3 separate regions of the Homo sapiens genome follow, and all the other regions are linked to region 3. A link is a contact called in ENCODE Hi-C or POLR2A ChIA-PET data. All regions are on one chromosome and are shown on one strand. Each heading gives the region's core, a stretch centred on a gene start or an enhancer-like site at or near the end of the contact. The rest is flanking DNA. Distances are from core to core; before and after follow the strand shown. Region 1 holds the start of MED23 (mediator complex subunit 23). Region 2 holds the start of EPB41L2 (erythrocyte membrane protein band 4.1 like 2). Region 3 holds the start of L3MBTL3 (L3MBTL histone methyl-lysine binding protein 3).

Region 1 (3,918 bases), core at 482-2,981, 1.6 Mb before region 3:
TGTTCCTTTTGGCTGCAAGAAGGTTGGCAGCCAGTCAGAACTTTACCCACTTGTAAGAGATCAGGCTTCTTGTTCCTTTTGGCTGCAAGAAGGTTGGCAGCCAGTCAGAACTTTACCCACTTGTAAGAGATTAGATGTATCTTCCTTGGTGATTCAGACCAGCCTAAGGGGAAAGACCTGATGATACCAACTTTGGGGATTCTCCAAGAAACAATGTCCCCAGAACACACTATAAAGATGCTCAAAGTTGATAAGCCCTGCCCAGCTGCTCAGAGTTTCCAGTTGGCTCTTTAGTCCCCCACTCTAAATCCTGATAGGACAAGGATGGAACAAGAAGCCTGAATTCTCAGCTTTCAGTTTGCTCAGACTCAAATTACCCCCCAGTTTATAGTATGCTGTTCACAGCAATCTAAGCAAACTCCCCTAGGTATCTTTCTAAATTCCTTTCTGTAGAAAAATTTGTATTTCCTCCTTTTCTCCCTGGCACTTTATTAGCATCACTAGTATTGCACATATCACACTCTATTATGGTTTAAAATGTCTATGTCTTCAACTAAGCTAAAGCTCTTTAGAGTAGATACATGGGCCCTAACCTGACTGATGTCCTTCTAGGAAGAGAAAATTACGACACAGACATGTACAAAGGGAAGACCATGTGAAGACACAAGGAGAAGAAGGTCATCTACAAGCCAAGGACAGAGGCCTCTATAGAAACTAACCCTATCAACCTCAACCTCAGACTTCCAGCCTCCAGAATTACAAGAAAAGAAATTTCTGTTGTTTAAGCCACCCAGTCTGTGGTATTTTGTTATGGCAACCCTAGCAAACAATACCCTAAGCCTAACTTTTCAAGTTTTTCTCCAGCAGGAAATCTGAATTATTTCTTTTCAGCTTTTAGTAGCTATTGTGTGGACAACATGGTTGCATGTGCATATTAAAGTTGTTAGAAAACTAAATTTATGCCAGGTCAGACACTTGTATAACAAAACCATGAATGGGGAGTCATCAGCTCATCACTTAGCAGCTACAAAGGAGTAGTTCATGCTTAGCAGTTTGTGGCATTTCACAACCGTCAAAGAAGTGAAAGGCCTTTGGATGTCTATGACTCTCATCAACAATTTTCTTTATGAGGCAAAGAAAGCTGATCATTCAAGACATAACAGATGTTTTAGGGGTTGGTGATGATGGTGGCATATGAAGAAAAACACATACTCTCAACAATATAATAGCAAATAGAATCTAGCAATATATTAAAAAGGATAATATATTATGACCAAGTAGCATTTATACCATAGAAGCAAAATTGGTTTGGCATTCAAAAGTCAATCAATTACATTTGCACTGAGGTTATCATAGCTGAGAAGACACCGTCTCTGTGGCTTCAGCTCCTGGCTGCAGGCCGCTGATGGAGGTCCAGAAGGTCAGCTGCTCACAGACATCAACTTGGTGTCGGCTGCGGCTCCAGCATTTTCCGCAGGCTGCAGCTTCTGGGTTCCAAACTTTTCATTTCTCAGTCTGCAAGCGGGTTAGCCCCGAACAGGAAGCAACTCCTTCTCCAGCCGGGAGGTGGCGGCCTGCGGTCGACGATGCCTCCGGGGTCCTTGGGCTCAAGGTTCCGTTTGGGGGCGCTCTCGTCCGGCTTGCGGGCCGCCCTTCTCCACAGACGGAACCTTCTGGTGGCGCCGCTGGTTTCTGCGGGGTTTGCAAACGGCGCGTACCGGGCCCTTCCCGTCTTCCGTACAGGTTCCTGCTGTTGGCTGGGCTCGGGAGGGAACGCTCCAGGTAAAGCGCTGGGGGAGGAAGCGACGCCGAGGAGCTACGGTTTCCTCCAGAGGTCTCCGCCCCTCTGCCCCTATATTCCCAGAGCTCGAGTCTGATCCGGGCCTTGCCGGGCACCCTGGAAAGGCGGGGGTGATAGTACAGATGGAGACGCAACTGCAGAGCATTTTCGAAGAGGTGGTGGTGAGTGCAGCTGCCGGCCATCCAGGACTACGGCTTGGGGACGGGGAGACGCGGGGGCAGCCGACCAAGGAAACTGGCCTGGGCAACCTCCTCTCACGCCTCCCTTTTTATTCCCTTGTTTTGACACCGAGGTTGTATGCGGGGAAGTTTAGTGATTCTCAAACTGCTGTCAAGTTCATTGTATCCTTTGAAATCGATACAGTGACAGGCCAGACAGGTATTGATAGTTTCAGAGCTGATTAAGGTGACTTGCCCTGTGTTACATTGTAATACTTGGCTAAGGGAGGCGCCTTTTTAAAATTAACATTGTTTACATTTTGTTTTTTTTTTTTTTACAGAAAACGGAAGTTATAGAAGAGGCTTTTCCTGGGTGAGTGTATGCGTGGCAGAGTTTTGTGTTTTTATGTGATTGTGTCTGTCAGATTTTACTTAGTTTCGTGTTGGAAGGTTATAAGATCCACTATTCTGATTGTGTGTAATTACCTTTTTAAAACGAATGACAAATAATGTAATTTTTATTTTTTTAGCATGTTTATGGATACTCCTGAAGATGAGAAAACAAAACTAATTAGCTGTTTGGGGGCCTTCAGACAGTTTTGGGGTGGTCTTTCTCAGGTGAGCGCTTCATTTTTAATACATTCAGCTGATGATTTTTGGCCTCTTCTTTTTTTTTTTTTTTTTCTTTTAACATTTACTTTCATGCTGCTCTTAAGATCTTCCTGAGAAGGGAGAAATAAAATTGTTATCATTTTTTATTCTGGCTTCCATTTGTTTTAATTTGTATATTTCAGTGGAAAACCTGTGTTGAGAAGTCAAGTTGATACTGCACAGTGTGAGATGTTTAAAAAAAAAAACCTCCCCTATGTTAGATTAATTGAGATCATTTTCATCCTATTCGGATTTATTTGGTACACTTGAAAACAGATATGTTAAGCTTTACTTGTCAAGGATACAAATTCCATTTTTCTGCTAAATAAAGGAATTGGCACAGCATTGATACAAAGATGCTACAATAGGAATACCAAGATTCTATAATAAGGATAGGAAAATATTATAGTAAAAATGAGGAGACAAACTGTAAAAGTAACAAAGAACAGCTACCAGAAAATGTATCCGTGAAAAAGACAAAAATGTGTCATCCTCGAAGAGCTCACATTGCAGTAGTGCCTTACCTTCTCATGGTACACTATAGGTAGGGAAATGAGAACTGTTTGCGTGTCAGCCACTGGTGATAAGATTTGCCACTCAGACATGGATCATATAATGCCAATACAGTCATGTTTTAACCTTTTTGTTTAGTTGTTTTCTAATAGGTAATACATTTATATGGTTCAAAATGCACAGGTATAAAAGGGTGGATCCAATAACTAGTCTCTTTCTCTTCTCTTACCTGTTATTTTTTCTGTCTGTAGCCAATATCCTCAGGTTATGTTTTCTTCTAGAAGTATTTTATGCATATAGAAACACTTTTATAGCATGATCATATACCATGTACACTGTTCATTAATTAGCACTTTTTTTCTCCTAATAATAATCTACAGGTAATTCCCTATCAGTCCAAGCGTTACTTGTTCCTTCCTTTCTTACTTTTTTTTTTAAATAGCAGCATAATATTCCATTGTATGGCTGTACCTTCCTCCTTTTAACCAATCTTCTACTGTCTTCTAAGTTTCTTCTTACTTTTTCTAATTTAACCAATGCTGTGATGAATAATATTATGCATGAAAAATAGGATAAATTCCTAGAAATAGTATTGCTGAGTCAAAAGCCTTATCAGTTTGTAATTTTTATAGAAATTATTAAATTTTCCATAAGGGTTATACTAGTTTATGCTTCCACCAGCAGTGTTTGAGATTATCTTTTTCTTTTCTTTTTTTTTTTTTTTTTTGGAGACAGAGTCTCACTCTGTCGCCCAGGCTAGAGTGCAGTGGCGTGATCTTGGCTCACTGCAACCTC
Region 2 (3,974 bases), core at 96-2,595, 1.0 Mb before region 3:
CATTAGTTTCGTTGTAAATCTGCTGCATATTTCTTATTATGAGAAAATAATAGTATTTTCTCATTAAATTCCCAGGTCTCCTTTACCAGAATTGCTGTCTAATCAGATTTCTGCTCTGTTTTAGCACACCTTATAAAATTTAACTTGTATACTTAGCATATGGGATTGTGATTAAATTAATACATGTAAGGGACTTAGAACAATGCCTAGCACATAAAGCACACAATCAACCTTAACTATTATTATTTGTATTATTTACTAGAAGGACCTTGGCAAATAATTTATCTTCCCAAATCTTTTTGATGTAATGGAGCTCAAACGTGCCTGCCTTTTTCATAGGGTGATTGTGAGGATCAAATGATGATAAAATATGTGAATGTATTTTGTTAACTGGAAGGTATTGTTACTGAGGTTTCATTTGACATTGTTAATTTTGGAAAAGGTTCTGTTTAGGAAAGAAAGGGAGACGACTTTGGCTGTGGTGGAATCACTAAAGACCTCAATAAAAGTGGGAGGAGTAAAAGGGATAAGAGGTGCGTGTGAGGCAGATGCTGGAGGCAGTGAGCTGGACACGTTGTTTGACACCAGCTTGACGTGCAAACCTTCAAAAGATGAAATATATTGAATCTGAAACATATTGACCTCATTGTACAAAAGAAAAGAACCAGAAGGGTAGCGTGTGTGTGCTTGTGGCTTTCCACAATTTAGCCCCAAACTAGGTTTTTTCCAGACTCTTCTTCACCCGTGGTCATGCTCTGCAATCCAGATTCCCAGGCCTCTGCCCAGAGAAATCCTACTTACTCTGGGGAGGCCTTTCCTCCACGGGGTTTCCCCAACCCCTCCTGTCCCTCCCACAGGAAGAATAAATGGTTCCTTTTCAATGCCCTTCCTGTGAAAGCACTTTTTCCACTCTAGACTGAGGGAGACCCAGTTTTCCTTATTCTGCATCTCCAGGCTCTGCTCCAGTGTTTACCTCTAGGAAGGCGCTCAGTGAAGGTTTAGTCAGCAAATGCACTTTGAATAAATAACTTTTAAAAGTTGAGAGGACATTTAAGGCCGGGAATCGCAGTTGAGAACGCCTTGCCCAGGCGCATTAGCTGTCATCCGGGCTGCCCTGAGGGCGAAAGACGTCCTCCACCCCCGGGTCTCCGCGGCCGCGCTTGCCGAATCCCGCGGGAAAGGTCCCCCGCCCGCGCAGGGGCGGGGCCTGGGCGTCGGGGGCGGGACCGCCCGCGGGGGTTTCCGCGCCGGGGGCTCGTCCGGCGGGGTCGCGGGAGGGGCTTCCGCCGCGAGGGGGCGGGGCCGGCCCTCAGAGTCCTCTGACGGCCCCAGTCAGGGAATTTCAATTTGAAACCTAGCGGAGGGAGGAGGCAGGCGCGGCTGCCGGCGGCTGGGACTGAAGAGGGACGGGTCCCGCGGCGAGCGAGCTCCTGAGGTACGGCGTCGGGGTAAGGAGGCGTGCGGGGCTGCACGGGCCGGGCGACTGGTCAGTGTGGGGTTGCAGGGGCGGCTCAGATTTTTCCTCTGGCTGCAGCTGGGAAGCTGATTCCGGGCAGGAAGCGGTGGCGGGACGGTCCCACCGGGATGGGGGGCGGGGAGAGGGGGCCCGGCTTTGGGATTTTCTGCGGCTCCCTCTCTCCTTTCCTTCCCGGTCTCTGCCCGACCCGATTCTTGCCCGGGGGTCCGGGTCCTGTTGCTCCGGGCCGGATCCCGGCTTCGCTGCTCCCCGCGGTCCCCCTCTTCCCTCTTCCGGGGGACCGGGGCCGCGTCCCGGCGGAGCCAGGAAAGGCGGGGGCACGGGGAGGACGCCGTCCCCCCCGGGGTGCCGTGGGCTCAGGTCACGCGTCCGGGCCCCGTGGAGCAACAGCGGGAAAAATCCGGCTCCATCCCCCCCGCGGGGAGGGGGTCGGCCGCGGCGTCGCCCTTCAGGAGGAAGGTTTTAGGAGGGGAAGCGCGGGCCGGCCGCGCGCGTGGGGACTGCGGGAAGCCGGGCGAGGGCGGCGCGCCAGCCCCACGCGCGGTGCGGGTCGGGCCCGCTGTAGGCTCGCGTCCGCGCCCCCAGCTGCCGCCTGCGCCGTCTGGGAGCTGCGGAGAGGGACGCGTGTTTCGTGCTCCGATCCTTACAATTCCCACACCCAGGCCATCTCACCACAGATGGCTTGTTTTTTCTCCTCCTGCGCCTGGGGGCCGAGGGTTGGGAGCATTTTTAGGTGAGCAGCGGGGAAGGGCGAGGAGAACCTAAAGGAGCGCGACAGGGTTGAAGTCGGCGTCTGGGGACGCCATCCCCAGGCGCAGACGCTGCCCCCAGCAGCCTGAGGTCTGTGGTGGGACATCAGTTATGCTTCTCTAGATCGCTCACCTCCCCTGAGGTCAAGTTTTTTTTTTTATATATATGTATAAATAAAATGAGGTTTGGTGAGAAGAACTACTGCCTAGAGTCTATTATTTTGGGGAGGGGTCTGCGTATGGAGCCCTCCCTACGGACCCGGGTAGTCTTTCATTGAATTGCCCCATCAACACCACAGCTGCCCTTAATTTTAAGATCCCTGGGTGGATGGGAGAGAAGGTGGAATCTAGAGGAGCTGTGGCTATATTTTCGCTTTTCTGAATCACATCTTTCCCCAGTTTCTTGAACTTCTTGCCTCTGAAATGGCATGTGTGTGCCAGGCGTCTTGTTCCTCTTGTTACTGTTATTTAAGCTGTTTTAAAAAAACGACTTTCGCGGTTTTCCCCTCAGTTTTTCAGTCTTTATTTCCTCCCCCACCCTACGTTTTTATTGTTTTTTTCAACGGAATACATTATTTATCTGGTCTCTTTATAACGCTGTTGAGAATTAGCATTTCAGTTGGTGTTCTGTCAGATTTCACCTTGGACTTAGCAGTTGAGGGAAACTGAGTCAGTTTCTATGCTGCAGGGGCTAGGATTTAGAATTCTCAAGCTTTGAACAGGTTTCAGTGGGGGAACGAATAGTGCTTAATCCTATTCAGTTTCCCTTTGCAGGCTCATTGCTGTGAGAAATCACTGGGTGGCTGTTGCAGCCACTGATGGGGGCTGCATTGCAATGCAATCTTGAATTGTGATAAGGGCCAACTGGCTCCATCCGTTAGGCTGTGAGTTTGACACAACTTTTGAAGAGCTATGCTGTGTCACCTGTCAGAGCTCGAGTGGTCATTCTTTTAATTCAATTTAAGAACCACCATCAAACTTCAGATATCTATTCTTTGGAGGTTATTGGAGAACTGTACAAGTGGTAATGGCTTGGAACAATGGTGTGGATTTAGCGCTAATTTAATCCTATCCTGTCTTCCTCACTTCTTGGGCAGAATTCCCACTGAAGTCAGTAGTGGTCTTGTGTGCAGACAGACTGCCGAGAACAAGAGGCTGCTCATTTAGAGTAACGGGAAGGGACGGTTTCTTTCCTTTTAAAACATCCCTCTGTAAGAAAGACTTAGTCATAACAGTTCTTTAATCTTTAACCACTAGTCCAAGTAGTTGAGAGCACTTTTTGCAAAAACCTTCGAAAGAAAATTCGTGGATGAATTGAGCCACGTCCCTCGAACTCTTCATATATCTACGTTGCATGGTGATCCTTAAAAAAGATTAAAAGTGATTTTAAAAAATCAGTTAAAGCTATAATTTCAGTAAAATTTTTCCTAACTTTTGTAAAAAATGTAAACTGCCAGGGAGCATTTTGTAGCAACTAAGTGTGTATATTTCAAATCTGAAATTTAAGTCCAAGTAGAAAGAAGCAAATTTAATTTAGGGGATGAATCTGAAGAGAGGCCACCAAAAAAATAACCATCTAAATATAAAAGAAGGAAGTTCAGATATCTCTTGCTGTTTTTCAGGAGATAGCTTTAGGGCAGTTTGCTCACTTTCATACCTGTTCTTAACGATTTACTGACTGCCTGGGTCCATCATTAGATAATGCTAGCACTTGGAGGTTTCCAAATGAGTTTTGTGCTGATCTGAGT
Region 3 (3,642 bases), core at 168-2,667:
GCCGCGACCGCCGCCGCCGCCTCCCGACACACGCCCGCGCCCGCGCCCGCACCCGGGCCGGCGCGGCGCGGCACGGCGCGGGGCGAACGCCGCGACGGCGCGGGCTCCCGGCCCGGCCCGCGGCCCGCGCCCTCTCCCGCGCGGACGGCCGCCGCGGGCCCGCGCCGCCTCGCTTCCCAAAGCACTTTCCTGCCTCGGGCAGAAATAAACCGGAGGGTTTATTTTTGTGCAACTTTCCCAAAATGGCGGAAATTGGAGCTGATCTATATGAAATTCTCACACACTCGGTTGGGAAGAGGGAGGCGGCGAGGAAGCCACGCAAACTCTCGGCCGCCGAGCCCCGCCGCGGGTCCGTGTGTGTGCGTGCGTGTGAGTGTGCGTGTGCGCGGTGGGAGTCGGGCAGGCCTTTCCGCCGCGCACACACACAGCACACGCCGGGGAGACGCGCCTGCACATTCAACCAGTCCATTCTCCGCAGCCCGAAAGGGGAGAAAGTGGCCCGGCCTCTTTTCCCACTGCCTCGGTCTCCCGTACTTGTACTTCTCGCGCTCGCCCGCCCGCTCGCTCGCTCTCCGGTGCGCGCCCGGCACAAAGGCCACACGGGCGGAGGGGGCCGCAGGGGCGGCGCGCGGGGCTCGCGCCTCCCGCCGCACCGATCCGCGGCCCCGGCCGCCCCCGCGCCCCCCGCCGGCGCCCCCCGCCTCGGCGGCCGCGCTCGCCGCCTGGGCTGCGGCTCCGCGGCGCCCACCCGGACACGCACCCCGGTGGAGCCCGGCGCCGCCGCGCTCCCCCACCCCGCGCCCGGTGTCACGAAAGCGACCAAAGTGACAAGCTCGGGGGGCGCGGGGGAGGGGGCCACACGCATCCCGCCGCCTGCGCGCCAGCCTGAGCCCAACGCGGCCGCCTCGCCCCGGCTCCCTTCCGCACGGCCCCCCACACCCTTCCCCGTGTGCGCGCAAAGAAAAAAATACAAGTCTCTCCTCCCCCCATTTTTTCCTTTCTCTTTTCTCTCTCTTTTGTTCCTCTTTCACACTCGCACTCACTACTTCAGAGTGAGATGCCCAGAGACTCCCCCTCCAGCCGTTTCCGAGTCACTTGCCCACTTTTTTCCCCGGGATTAAGTTTTCTCCTCTTTCCCAGAGGCGCAGAGAAGTGGGGGAGAAACCCCTTCTGTCCCTCCCCTCCCCTGATCTGTTTCACAAGACGAGGGTGCGCTTCCTTCCCTCTATAGGGCTCTTAACTTTCATCCTCACCCAGAAAAATAAATGAATGGCTTTTGCACGGACAAATCTTCAGATTAATTAGAGATTAGATCCGATCAACCGCTTCTTACCCCCAAATTTTCTCTTTTTTTTTTCTCCGTCTCACGAGTAGTCCTGACAAATGGTCCAGGGCTGCGGGCGCAATGCGCATGTGCGCGTAGAGTCAGGGCTGGGGAGAGGGGAAACTGCGCTGGTGCCGGTGCCGCCGCCGCCGCCGCCGCTGCCGGGGAGGCTCGCTCTGGCTTCCCTGTTACTGCTGCTGCGCCTTCGCCGCTGGAAAGCAGCAATAAAGCCGGGTGGCAAATGCAGCTGCCCGCAGATCCTGTTTCAGGTGCATCTTTTCAATAGCCCGGTCACCGCCTCAGAGCTGGTTCAAGAACAGTCCAAACAAATAGGAAACACTGCTAAGGTTCCAGATTTCTTTGTCTATTTTTCACTTTACTTTTTTTAAAGGCAATTCTCAGAGCAGCGAATCCACCATGTGCTGTGAAATGTATGCATTCAGCCATTAAAGAGTGGGCCTTAGTCTTGCACAAACACTGCCCAAAGGCTAAATACATGCTACAGGTCATGAAAAGTAACAAAGTTGTAAGCTTTGGGAGAGTACAATCTCCCTCTCTTTGATGGCTGGAACAATGCATAATAAAGAAAGTGTGCATATAAAACTTGTGCCTTCTTTCCGCTTCCTAAGTGCGGATCTTTATTGACAGCTCCAACATGTTAGGCCTCTGTCGAGTAATAGGCTGAGATTCCTACAGTAACTTAGAACACTGTGAAAGTCCCTTGGCAATAAGCAGGTCCAGGACTACCCTCTTAAGGTATTCAGTCAAGATGGCTGAGCGGTCCTAAATGGCAAAACCTGTCTTTGTTAAAGCGTCAAAACTAGATCAAGAGAGTATTACATTTCAGTATTGACAGCTTTCGGCGCATTGACTGCGGGCCGCCGTTTGGACAGCTTCACTGGTCTTTTCCACTTAATAGGAGTACTTACAAAATAATTCGAGTAATTAAAGTTTTGATAAACATTTTGATGTCAATAGCAGAGTTTGCTGTGTGAAAAAAAAAAGCATGTGTGATTTTAGGAATGAGGGAAGCATGTCTTAGATTTTGCGGGGGGGGGGAGGTAAAAGGAAGTTCCCATCCCCAGAGTAGACTATTTTGCATCTAATAAAGGGTAAAGGAGGCCCTTTTCTGAAACTGCTGCCTGAGGCCTAGAATTTAAATATATCACAGATGGAAGTTCTATATTAAAAATCCTTCTCCAGTGTAGGGAATATTATTCTTGATTGAATTTTTTCACTTAAGGAATGTTTCTTGAACCAGTTTCAGAACATAAACTCTTAAATTCTTTCCTTAGGACCATGAAATTACCCTATAGAAGCAGACCACCCGATATATCTAATGTTGGTGTAGTGACCAAATTCTCCAAACCAAAAATCAGGCCATATGCCTTAACATGTACTCCAGAACAAACGGACAAATCCTGTGAAGCTGAAATGAACTTATAAAATGCTTCATACGTTGAACAGCCGTTGGCTGAGGGGTGTGAAGTAGAGAAGGCTGGGTAGTGAGAGCTGTAGATGATCTCAAACCACCAGTTCACTATTGATTTCACCCACCACATTCAACCCTTTTCAGAGCTGTTCCCAAACAGCTTAATTAACTGATCTGAATTTCAGCTTCTCTCCTTTTCTCTCTAGCCCTTGAATAATAAGCAGTGAAATGGCCAAAGGCAAACTGCAGGAGAAGGAAAGAAAGGGCATGAGCTATGTACAAAACTAAGACCTTGCCCCCATGGAAACTAAATTAATTTTAGATTCCTCTTTCTGAAAAATCAATTTTAGATTCCTTCTCTCAAGATAATTTCTAGATGATATTTCTGTTGTACTTATGTTTTCAGTGATACTGGTTCAACAGTCTATAAATGTGTATTAATGGCCTACCTGTGCTAAGTGCTCTGCAAGGTGCTGGGGATAAACAGGTGACCAAAACTAGGCCCCAGCTACAAGAAATTCAGCCTGGTGGAGAGACAGTGTAGTAAATTGGGCATTATGTTACAGTAATGTTATATGGAAAATGTTATAGCAGAGGTATGTAGAGCAAACACAGTTGAGCACCAGTGGCAATAAGGAAAGGCTTTACATTAGAAGTGATGGCTAAGCTGATTCTTGAAGGACAAACATCCAGGGTACATGATGCCATTCTTCTTCCCAGAAGGTGTCTGGGAACATGAACCAATCAGAGAAGTCCTGAGTAAAGGTCCGAGTGTTTCAAGAGCAAGGCTTGCCTAGAAAGTGTACTGACAGAGGTTCACTAACAGAAATAAGGATGACTTGAGGCTCTCTATGATACACTCTTTCTCCTCCGGAGATCATTATTA

The links. Hi-C counts contacts between places; a loop is a spot of excess contacts on that map. ChIA-PET counts read pairs that join two places held with the same protein, here RNA polymerase II (POLR2A). Pooled maps may share reads with other maps.
Region 1: a loop to region 3 is called in a map of CD8-positive, alpha-beta T cell, with 7 times the contacts of the local background. The contact joins the promoter of MED23 here to the promoter of L3MBTL3 in region 3. A Hi-C loop is called at or near these places in 2 of 168 maps with a recorded cell type or tissue (CD8-positive, alpha-beta T cell and naive thymus-derived CD4-positive, alpha-beta T cell) and 10 of 50 pooled maps. POLR2A ChIA-PET finds 5 or more read pairs at or near these places in 1 of 52 experiments (GM10248).
Region 2: a pooled map shows a loop between it and region 3 (5-fold over the local background). The contact joins the promoter of EPB41L2 here to the promoter of L3MBTL3 in region 3. A Hi-C loop is called at or near these places in 2 of 37 single-sample maps with no recorded cell type and 13 of 50 pooled maps.

What each region holds. Positions count from the first base shown.
Region 1 is chr6:131,626,055-131,629,972 of GRCh38, reverse strand. It overlaps MED23 (mediator complex subunit 23), which reads left to right and starts at 1,731. Exons shown (of 29, transcript NM_004830.4): 1 at 1,731-1,962; 2 at 2,301-2,332; 3 at 2,490-2,577. The coding sequence starts at 1,924. RefSeq lists enhancers at 1,742-1,911, 2,042-2,091.
Region 2 is chr6:131,060,616-131,064,589 of GRCh38, reverse strand. It overlaps EPB41L2 (erythrocyte membrane protein band 4.1 like 2), which reads left to right and starts at 1,345. Exons shown (of 20, transcript NM_001431.4): 1 at 1,345-1,435. LOC105378004 (a long non-coding RNA gene) reads right to left here and starts at 1,187. Exons shown (of 3, transcript XR_942993.3): 1 at 974-1,187. RefSeq lists silencers at 1,109-1,448, 1,789-1,888.
Region 3 is chr6:130,016,356-130,019,997 of GRCh38, reverse strand. It overlaps L3MBTL3 (L3MBTL histone methyl-lysine binding protein 3), which reads right to left and starts at 1,417. Exons shown (of 23, transcript NM_032438.4): 1 at 1,334-1,417. RefSeq lists a silencer at 808-937.